2 separate regions of the Homo sapiens genome follow, and region 1 is linked to region 2. A link is an interaction called in ENCODE POLR2A ChIA-PET data of the cell type or tissue named here. Cell type or tissue: MCF 10A. All regions are shown on one strand. Each heading gives the region's core, and the rest is flanking DNA. Links, peaks and the distances in the headings are about the cores only. Region 1 overlaps VGLL4 (vestigial like family member 4). Region 2 has its middle 73 kb from the start of VGLL4.

The links. Peaks named below come from ENCODE experiments on the same cell type or tissue, not always from the same donor. Only the 100,000 strongest peaks of a DNase experiment are listed, where the experiment ranks them.
Region 1: POLR2A ChIA-PET joins it to region 2 with 10 read pairs; 5 of 35 experiments call an interaction of 5 or more read pairs at or near these places.

The regions. Positions count from the first base shown.
Region 1 is chr3:11,636,776-11,641,172 of GRCh38, reverse strand. The region is part of intron 1 of VGLL4 (vestigial like family member 4); the gene reads left to right. Among named protein-coding and RNA genes, the nearest start is that of VGLL4, 4.9 kb to the left of the region's middle. RefSeq lists an enhancer at 1,219-2,170. In MCF 10A, for the core only: no CTCF peak of the experiment used is centred there; no DNase peak of the experiment used is centred there.
Region 2 is chr3:11,714,253-11,718,649 of GRCh38, reverse strand. It overlaps a transcript of VGLL4 not described here. Among named protein-coding and RNA genes, the nearest start is that of VGLL4, 73 kb to the right of the region's middle. In MCF 10A, for the core only: no CTCF peak of the experiment used is centred there; DNase peaks (open chromatin) are centred at 1,639 and 1,859.

The DNA.
Region 1 (4,397 bases), core at 275-4,274, 78 kb after region 2:
TAGCTCTACTCTAAAATAAACCATGTGTCTGGTCTTTTTTTTTTTTTTTTTTTTGGTGATGAAGTCTCGCTCTTGTCCCCCAGGCTGGAGTGCAATGGCGCGATCTTGGCTCACTGCAACCTCTGCCTCCCGGGTTCAAGCCATTCTCCTGCCACAGCCTCCTGAGTAGCTGGGATTACAGGTGCCTGCCACCATGCCCGGCCCATTTTTGTATTTTTAATAGAGATGGGTTTCACCATGTTGGGCAGGCTGGTTTCAAACTCCTGACCTCAGGTGATCCACCCACCTCAGCCTCCCAAAGTGCTGGGATTACAGGCATGAGCCACCGCACTCAGCCTGTACTGTCTTTCTTAAACCTCTCTTGTGACTTAATACGCAAATCGATCTTTTTAGCCGTTTACCTTGTAGCATACAAGGTCTTCCTTCCTGACTGACTCCATATTGCTTAGATGTGGACTCCCTCCTTGGTAACTGCTTCCTGGCTCCTGCCCTCCACCATAGTTGTCTGCAAGAATAACTGAAAAGAATAAAGGGAAAAAGTTAACCACAATTAGCAGGTTTGGGGTGGGAGAAGGAGACGTTAGGGAGAGGGCCGGAAGAATCGAAGTCTGGCTGACTTCTGGAAGCTAACTAATTCCCTTCACTAATGATGAGCGGATTAGTAGAACTGGGCTTGTGCTATGTGTTCAGAACCTCATGGCTTATTACTACCGTACTCAGCAATTAACCACTGCGTCCATCACCCCACTGAATGCTCAGATGATACCCACTTGAAGCCCAGTTTTGCCTCTGTCTCCATGCAAAGGTCATAGGCCAACCCCAGCCCTCATTTTTTCCCTCCTCTGAACACCTGAGAATACCTTACTAGACTGGCGAAAGCCTCGTGAAGGCAGAGCATTCTGTCTTGGTGACCGCTGCATCCCTGAATCCTAGCACAGGGTCTGAGTGGGCTTTCAGGAAGTGGTTTAGAATGAAGGCTGACTCAAAAAAAAATCAGTGCAAGCTCTCAATGGCAGCTGTAGTTGCTCCTGTATAATTTAATACTTGATTATATACTGCCTTGTATTCTCTATCTAATTATTGCAGAGCTATCCAGGGCCTCAGACATCATCTAATACCTTTGCCTTGTTTTCACCAAGGAAAGTGAGGCTCAGAGAGGGAAACTCTGTTTTTCAGAGAGTTGATTTAGTTTATTTAGAAAGTTTGTGGCAGGATTGAATTGAGTTTTGACTCTTCTATGAATCTTCTATGCCGTGCTGCCTCTCCAGAATTATTTCATGTCTTTTTTTTTTCTTTTGAGACGGAGTCTTGCTCTGTCGCCCAGACTAGAGTGCAGTGGCGCCATCTCCACTCACTGCAACCTCTGCCTCCCGGGTTCAAGTGATTTTCCTGCCTCAGCCTCACTAGTAGCTGGGATTACAGTAGGTGCCCTGCACCATGACCAGCTAATTTTTGTATTTTTGGTAGAGGTAGGGTTTCACCATGTTGGCCAGGCTGGTCTCAAACTCCTGATCTCAGGTAATCCGCCCGCCTTGGCCTTCCAAAGTGCTGGGATTACAGGTGTGAGCCACCGCGCCGGGCTTATTTCATGTCTTATCTCCTCATTAGCTCCGTGATGTTAGGGTCATGCCCCGTCCTGGGTGCCCTCACGGCCTAGCACGGGGATAACACCCTGGATTACAGCACACAGTGGAGCCTCTCCCACTTCTCCTTGCTCTGAAGCCAGTTGCTGGTCCAAATTCCGAGGCTGTTGTGATGTTGGGGAAAGGGTAGGTGAGACACCTCTGAGTGACCGGCCTCGCTGGAAGGTGCTCTTCGTGCTGCTCTGGCACTGGGCTTGCTTTCCTTTTGTCTGCCTGTGCAGAGGAGGAGGCCTGCGTGGATGCCAGCTCCAGAGCCAGTCCCCAGGGAGCAGGGACAGGGACAGGTTAGACCACGGGCTTTCCTCAAGATCGCTGTCGCTGCACTGACATCATCCCTGGGGCTGAGACCTGGGTCTGAGCCCTGGCTGGCTGGGGCTTTACACTGCTGGTAGCGATACTTTAATTATGGGTTAAGAGCCATTAGTGTGTAATTTGGTGGAAGAATTCTCTCCTTTTAATTTAATAGCGTGATTTATATTGGGAGAAAGTAGGAATACATTGCATAGTGTGATCCTCTCAAAGCTTAAGAGCGAATTATTCCGACTTCAAGCTTTAGAACGGTTCATTGTTTTAGGCACAGTTATCCCTTGTTTCATCACGGGCAACTTTTAAATTAATTTTCTGGAATGGAAGGGAAGACGCACACTGGAGAGTTGCTGAGTTCAGTGAGACCCTGTGATCTTTTGTTTTCCACCAGTCTAACCACCAGCGGTTGAGTGGAGTCCTGGCTTCATTGTTCTTTGTCTAATGAGCTCAGAACCTTCAGGAAACTTAGGAGGCTTGGGTAGGTGAAAAGGCCACAGCGCAGGGCCATTTCGTACCCTCTCCTGGTCCCCAGCCCTGCATATCAAGTGACGAGCTCTTGATCTGGGATGTATTCCGAGGTAGAACATCTGTAACTGTTTTGCTGTGGAAAGTCATTTTACTTTAGCTTTTTACTTGCAGGAAAGGATAGGGAGTGGGGGCCAGTGGGGGTTAGGGAGGAAGGGGGAGACAGAGAGAGAGAGAAAGAAACTAGGAGGAGCTTGGTTAGTAAAACATGCCCAGGTGAGCCCAGGAGCTCTGCGAGAGAGCTGGCCTGGCTGGTGTCTTTCTCCTAATTACAGTTTGTGAAGGAAGGTGTGATTATACCCTTCCTTCCAGCTCCCACCCTTGTTTCTCAGCCCGCTTCTCGAAAGATTATTGTACTTGGCTGTTTATCTCTTGGAGCCTACACTTGGCTCCTTCTGGAGGCCAGGTTTGTCTTCCTCCCTCCTTCCTCCGTTCCCTATTGTCTGCGTGGCCTTGTATTCCTAGGGTGCCTGGATGTGTTGCTGTGAAGATTTTTTAAAACATGCGGTAAAGATAGAAAGCAATCCTCCTTGGCACGTGAGGAGATTCCAAACTTCTCAATATAGCTTAGTTCTCCCTGACTGTGAGGATGTTGCAGAAAACTGGATTTTTTCAGGAAGAAATTAGATCCAGATTTAGCACTTACGCATGTACACAAATATATAAAAACAGTCGGACCAGGGAATGTTTCTGGCGATCTTTGTCATCTCAAAGTATCTGACGTTTATTCAGTGGCGGTTTCTATTTAGTGGTATTTATTATTGCACATTGAAGCTCATGGCAACTGTTTTTTAAGACTTGCTCTGCATTGTATTCCAAAACAGTTTTCTCTCCGTCTTTTATTTTTTAATGAACTCATGTGTCATTTCCCACCCCCCAACTCCACAACAAAATCCTAACCGTGGTTGCTTATTTTTAAAAGCAGGACCTGAAAATGATTTTGCTTTCTTCATTTGCTCTCCTTTCCTTTCTGAATGTTACATGTTCTGTAAGTTCGAAGGAATTATTTTTGTCACTTTGCTTTGCTGTCTTGCCTTTTCTGCATTGTTGTTTAATTCTGTTGATTGTTTTAATTTCAAGGTATTATGTATAGAATGTTTTAATCCTATCAATGTGAATCATGACTAGTTGAAAGAATGTTTATTTACTCTAAATGAAATAGAGAATCTATTCTTAAAAGTCCTCTTTAATGTGTTGCTATGCATAGGATCGTTCCAAACTCTTAATATTTCACTCTTTTGTTTGCAAAGAAGTCTGTAAACATGACAAACTGAAATATATCTAGTAAGTGATTAGAGAAAACTTAGTACTAGTACCATTTTGTTATCCATTCTGTTATTAAACATTTATGGAATGCCTATACTCTACTAAGAAATGTATTAGGGATCGATCTCTCAACATGTTTTATAATGAAATATACATACAGAAAAGTGTATAAAAATGTGTATTTTATGGTTAGAGAAATGAACAACCCGGTGACTATGGCCAGGTCAAGAAATAGTAAATCGCCCCTTCCAGGTATTATCTTTTGATCAGATCCCTCCCAGCCCCAAGAGTTCACCACAGTTGTAACTTGCTTTTCTTTATACCTTTACTACCATGTGTCTAATTCTAAACAAATTCTAGCTTTTTTTTTTTTTTTACCCTGTATAGGGAGATGCCTGTATGCCTTCTTTTGTATCTTTTTTGTGAGATCTTTTAAAGTAGTGCACACATCCTGAGAGGTTGTTTTCTCCATGTGAAGCCAGCGTCTCTTTGAGTGTGAGAACTCTTGGCTGTGGGATATACAGACATTATATACAGATAATATATGTCCCAGCTTCCCTTCTCATTCATCTGTAGCTCCACTGTTTATTAAACAGAGTTGGTGATACTTTGGGAAGAACTTTTTTTTCAGTTAGTATTTTGTTCACATTCTTCATC
Region 2 (4,397 bases), core at 128-4,127:
TCTGGCAGTTGTTTCCTCTAAATAGTCAAAGACAAAAAAAAAATTAATTTGCCTATTAGGATTTGAAGGTCAGTTTTGCATACCATGTTAGCATACCAAACTTTAACTCTTTCTCTACTCGCTGAGTCCACGGACTTGTACTGTTCATTGTTTCCTGCTTGCATCTAATGAAGAGTCTGCGCATGACTGGGAGGGAGTAGAGTGGGCAGTTTAAGGAGACCTTTGGGGTCGGAGCAGTAAAGCTGTCCCTGTGGTGTGATCTTGGGACAAGTTATTTATTATCTCTAAGTCCCAATGCTCTCAATTTAAATAAAGGATTTAGAAATACTTGATTCAGAAGTTTCTTGTCTTACACTCAAGACAGTTTTGAATTTTTTCTTGTATTTCCTGTTACATCTGGCCTGAAAAGTCATCTCCCCCACGGTGGAAATGATGTAAACCCTTCAATTCGTTGTTTAACTTTGGCAAAATTTTAATCCCAGGCTAATTTCCCCGGCCACCGTTTTTTCACACTTCTGGGCAGCCTGCCTTTGCTTTCCATTTGGAAGTGAATGCAAACTAATTTTTATGTTGACCAAAACACAATACAATTAAGAAGATAATTCTGCTATAAATAACTATGGACTACATTCCAAAACTGTGAATGTTGTAGTAAAAACAGCTCTGGGTTATTATTTCTGGAGACTTGAGTTCTAGTCCTATCAGTGTCACTGACTAGATTTATGACCAGAAATGTTACTCGTACTCAAACTTTGTATCTTATTTTCCTTTGTAAAAGGGTGGTAATATTAGTTCCAATACATCACAGAGTTTCAGGAATTACAGAGAATAATGTGCTTTGAAAGTATTTTGTGTTATTTATAAATTCTTTGAAGCTTTGAAAGAGCTACATAAACACAGTTGTTACTGCTATCCCCCAACTGATTTAAAATTATGACTTTATCTGAAGATTTTAACACTTCTTACAGACATGATAATTATGTAAAAACTTTCACTTTTAAATGTTCTGGGCCGGGCGCGGTGTTTCACCTATGTAATCCCAGAACTTTGGGAGGCTGAGATAAGAGGATCGCTTGAGGCCAGGAGTTCCAGACCAGCCTGGACAACAGAGAGACTCCCGGCTCCCAACTGTACCAAAAAAAAAAAAAAAAAAAAAAAATCTGTAGTGGGAAATTCCTCTTAACTCCTTATGGAGGCAGCCCTGTTACCAGTCTCTGGTGGTTGCCAAAACAAATCCAAAGGGAGAGTTTATTTCGTGTCTCTTCTAGGTATCTGTCTTGGAGAGTTTTGCTGTGCAGCTTTTAATTTGCCTTAGTAAAATAATGAGTAGGTTAACAATAAAAGTTGTTTTGTAACTTTGAACATGACCTAACAAAAGTACTAAAAGTTGTAAGCTCAGGAAGGAAAAATAAAATACACGGGAAAATTTTAACGTCACTGAAATTGTGAAACTCCGTCTCAAAAAAAAAAAAAGCACAAAAATATATAAAAACATGTTACTAAATAGACTGCAAAAAGCACAGTTGTTTACAGCATGAGAGCTCAAACAAGAAGGCAGGGTATTGCCTTCTTGTTTTGGTGTGGTGATTTTAACATACCAATGTGTCTGCTTATTGCTTGTGTGAGATGAGCTGTTGCAGCTATGAGAACCTGGTGAAAGAGAAAGTTTTTTGTGTGTGTGAGTTAAGAAATTTCTTCGAGGTATGTTAACTGAGGCTCATTTGTGCTTCTTTCAGGGAACTCACCTAAAGTTAATGAAGCTATGGGTGGGTGTTTAATAGAAGAGTAAAGTGAATGCTGCTAATCTGTAGCATTTAGGATCTGTCCACATAAACCACCCCCCCGCAAAAAAAAACCCAGTATCATAAGAACTAGATTGCAAAATCTTGATGCAAGATTTGGCAGATACAAACTGCCAAGGTAGGAAAAGGAATGTAGGAGGTGCTAAAACCAGAACAATTATACCTTCTTGAAATACAGAATAATAGCACTTTTGCAAAGAGAGAAAACTTTGTAGAATGTACTTTCTGTGTCTCATGCCTCAGGTCTAATAGCCAGATATAGTCGATCCTCATTTTTCGTGGTTCCATGTTTATAAATTTGTCTACTCACTAAAATTTATTTGTAAGCCCCAAATCAATGCCTCTGACACTTTCTTCGACATTTGTGGACATGTGCAGTATGGGGAAAAATTTGAGCCTCCCAATGCACATGTTCCCAGTAGAGCTCAGACAAGGCACTACCCTGCCTTCTTGTTTGAGCTCTCATGCTGTAAACAAGTGTGCTTTTTGCAGTCTATTTAGTAACATGTTTTTATATATTTTTGTGCTTTTTTTTTTTTTTTTTTGAGACAGAGTTTCACTCTTGTTGCCCAGGCTGGAGTGCAGTGGCGCGATCTCAGCTCACTGCAACTTCCACCTTCCGGTTTCAAGTGATTCTCCTGCCTCAGCCTCCCGAGTAGCTGGGATTACAGGCACCCACCACCACACCTGGCTAATTTTTGTATTTTTAGTAGATACGGGGCTTCACCATGTTGGCCAAGCTGGTCTTGAACTCCTGACCTCGTGATCTGCCTGCCTCGGCCTCCCAAAGTGCTGGGATTACAGGTGTGAGCCACTGCACCCTGCCCATTTTTGTGCTTTTTATTGGGGATTTTGCTATTTACAGTGGCCCGTAAGTATGGTGCTAAAATGCTGTCTAATGTTCCTCAGCCAAGAAGGCTGTGATGAGCCTCATGGAGAAAATATACATGTTAGATGAGCTTCATTCAGGCTTGAGTTACGGTGCTGTTGGCCTTGAGTTCAACATTAATGAATCAACAATAGGTATTAAATAAGGTGTCTTTAAACAGAAACATACGTAAAACAAGGTTGTGTATTGATCAGTTTGCAAAAATGTGACCAGAAGCCGGAAGGAATCTCACTCTCATTTCCCCTAGGAACACTGGTTCAATATCCACTAATTCAATGTTCACAGAGATTTTACAGAACACAACTACTATGAATAACAAGAACTGGGCCGGGCCCGGTGGCTCACACCTATAATCCCAGCACTTTGGGAGGCCGAGGCAGGTGGATCACCTGAGGTCAGGAGTTTGAGACCAGCCTGGCCAACATGGTGAAACCCCGTCTCTACTAAAAATACAAAAATTAGCTGGGCATGGTGGTGGGCACCTGTGATCCCAACTACTAGGGAGGCTGAATCAGGAGAATTGCTTGAACCCGGAAAGTGGAGGTTGCAGTGAGCTGAGATCGCACCATTGCACTCCAGCCTAGGCGACAGATCAAGGCTCCATCTCAAAAAATAAAAAAAAGAACCAATAATATTTACTGATGGTAATAACTACAGTGCTACCTAATGTTGCACTGTGTCATTAATTAGATGACTTTATGTGGCTTTAATAGGCTGAGGGCTGAGATTTTATTTTGGAACAATGGAGAGTTAGACCTGGGCTGTTCTGGGAAGCTTGCTAACTTGGGCTGTGATGCAAATTCATCTTTTTTTTTTTTTTTTTTGAGACGGAGTCTCGCTCTGTCACCCAGGCTGGAGTGCAGCGGCGCGATCTCGGCTCACTGCAAGCTCCGCCTCCCGAGTTCACGCCATTCTCCTGCCTCAGCCTCTCGAGTAGCTGGGACTACAGGCGCCCGCCACCGTGCCTGGCTAATTTTTTGTATTTTTAATAGAGACGGGGTTTCACTGTGTTAGCCAGGATGGTCTCGATCTCCTGACCTCGTGATCCGCCCGCCTCAGCCTCCCAAACTGCTGGGGTTACAGGCGTGAGCCACTGCGCCCAGCCCAAATTCATCTTTTATTCTTGGGAGTAATAGGTCCCTAAGAATATGTGTCGCTTTAGCACTTGTGAATAGGAAATACTAACTATTCACATAAGTATTCAAATTTTAAGTCTTCAAATAAATGCAAGAGCAAGCATATCCAGAGGAAACTAAAAATGCCAAAGAGTTTCTGTTATTTCATATGCCTTGCTGTATAAGGCTGCGGTCTTGAAAATGAAGAGAGAGAGATTCATAATATCCTAAAATGAGAAAGAAAAACATGGTTCATTTTTTTCTTTTTTTTTTTGTATTTTTATTTATTTATTTTATTTTATTTTTTGTATTTTTAGTAGAAATGGGATTTCACCATGTAGGCCAGTCTGGACTCGAACCTCTGGCCTCAAGCGATCCACCTGCCTTGGCCTCCCAAAGTGCTGGGATTACAGGTGTGAGCCACCGTGCCTGGCCTCATTTTTATTTGTGCTGACAACAGTGTTGAAAAATGTTGGGAATTGGTAGTCTGCTCAGAAAGTTCAGACTTGATTTTTATTTGTCCCCCTTAGATAACAGTAGTTTCAGTGTGGGCCCACCATATAGTCACTTTCCATGGGACACTTTAGGGAG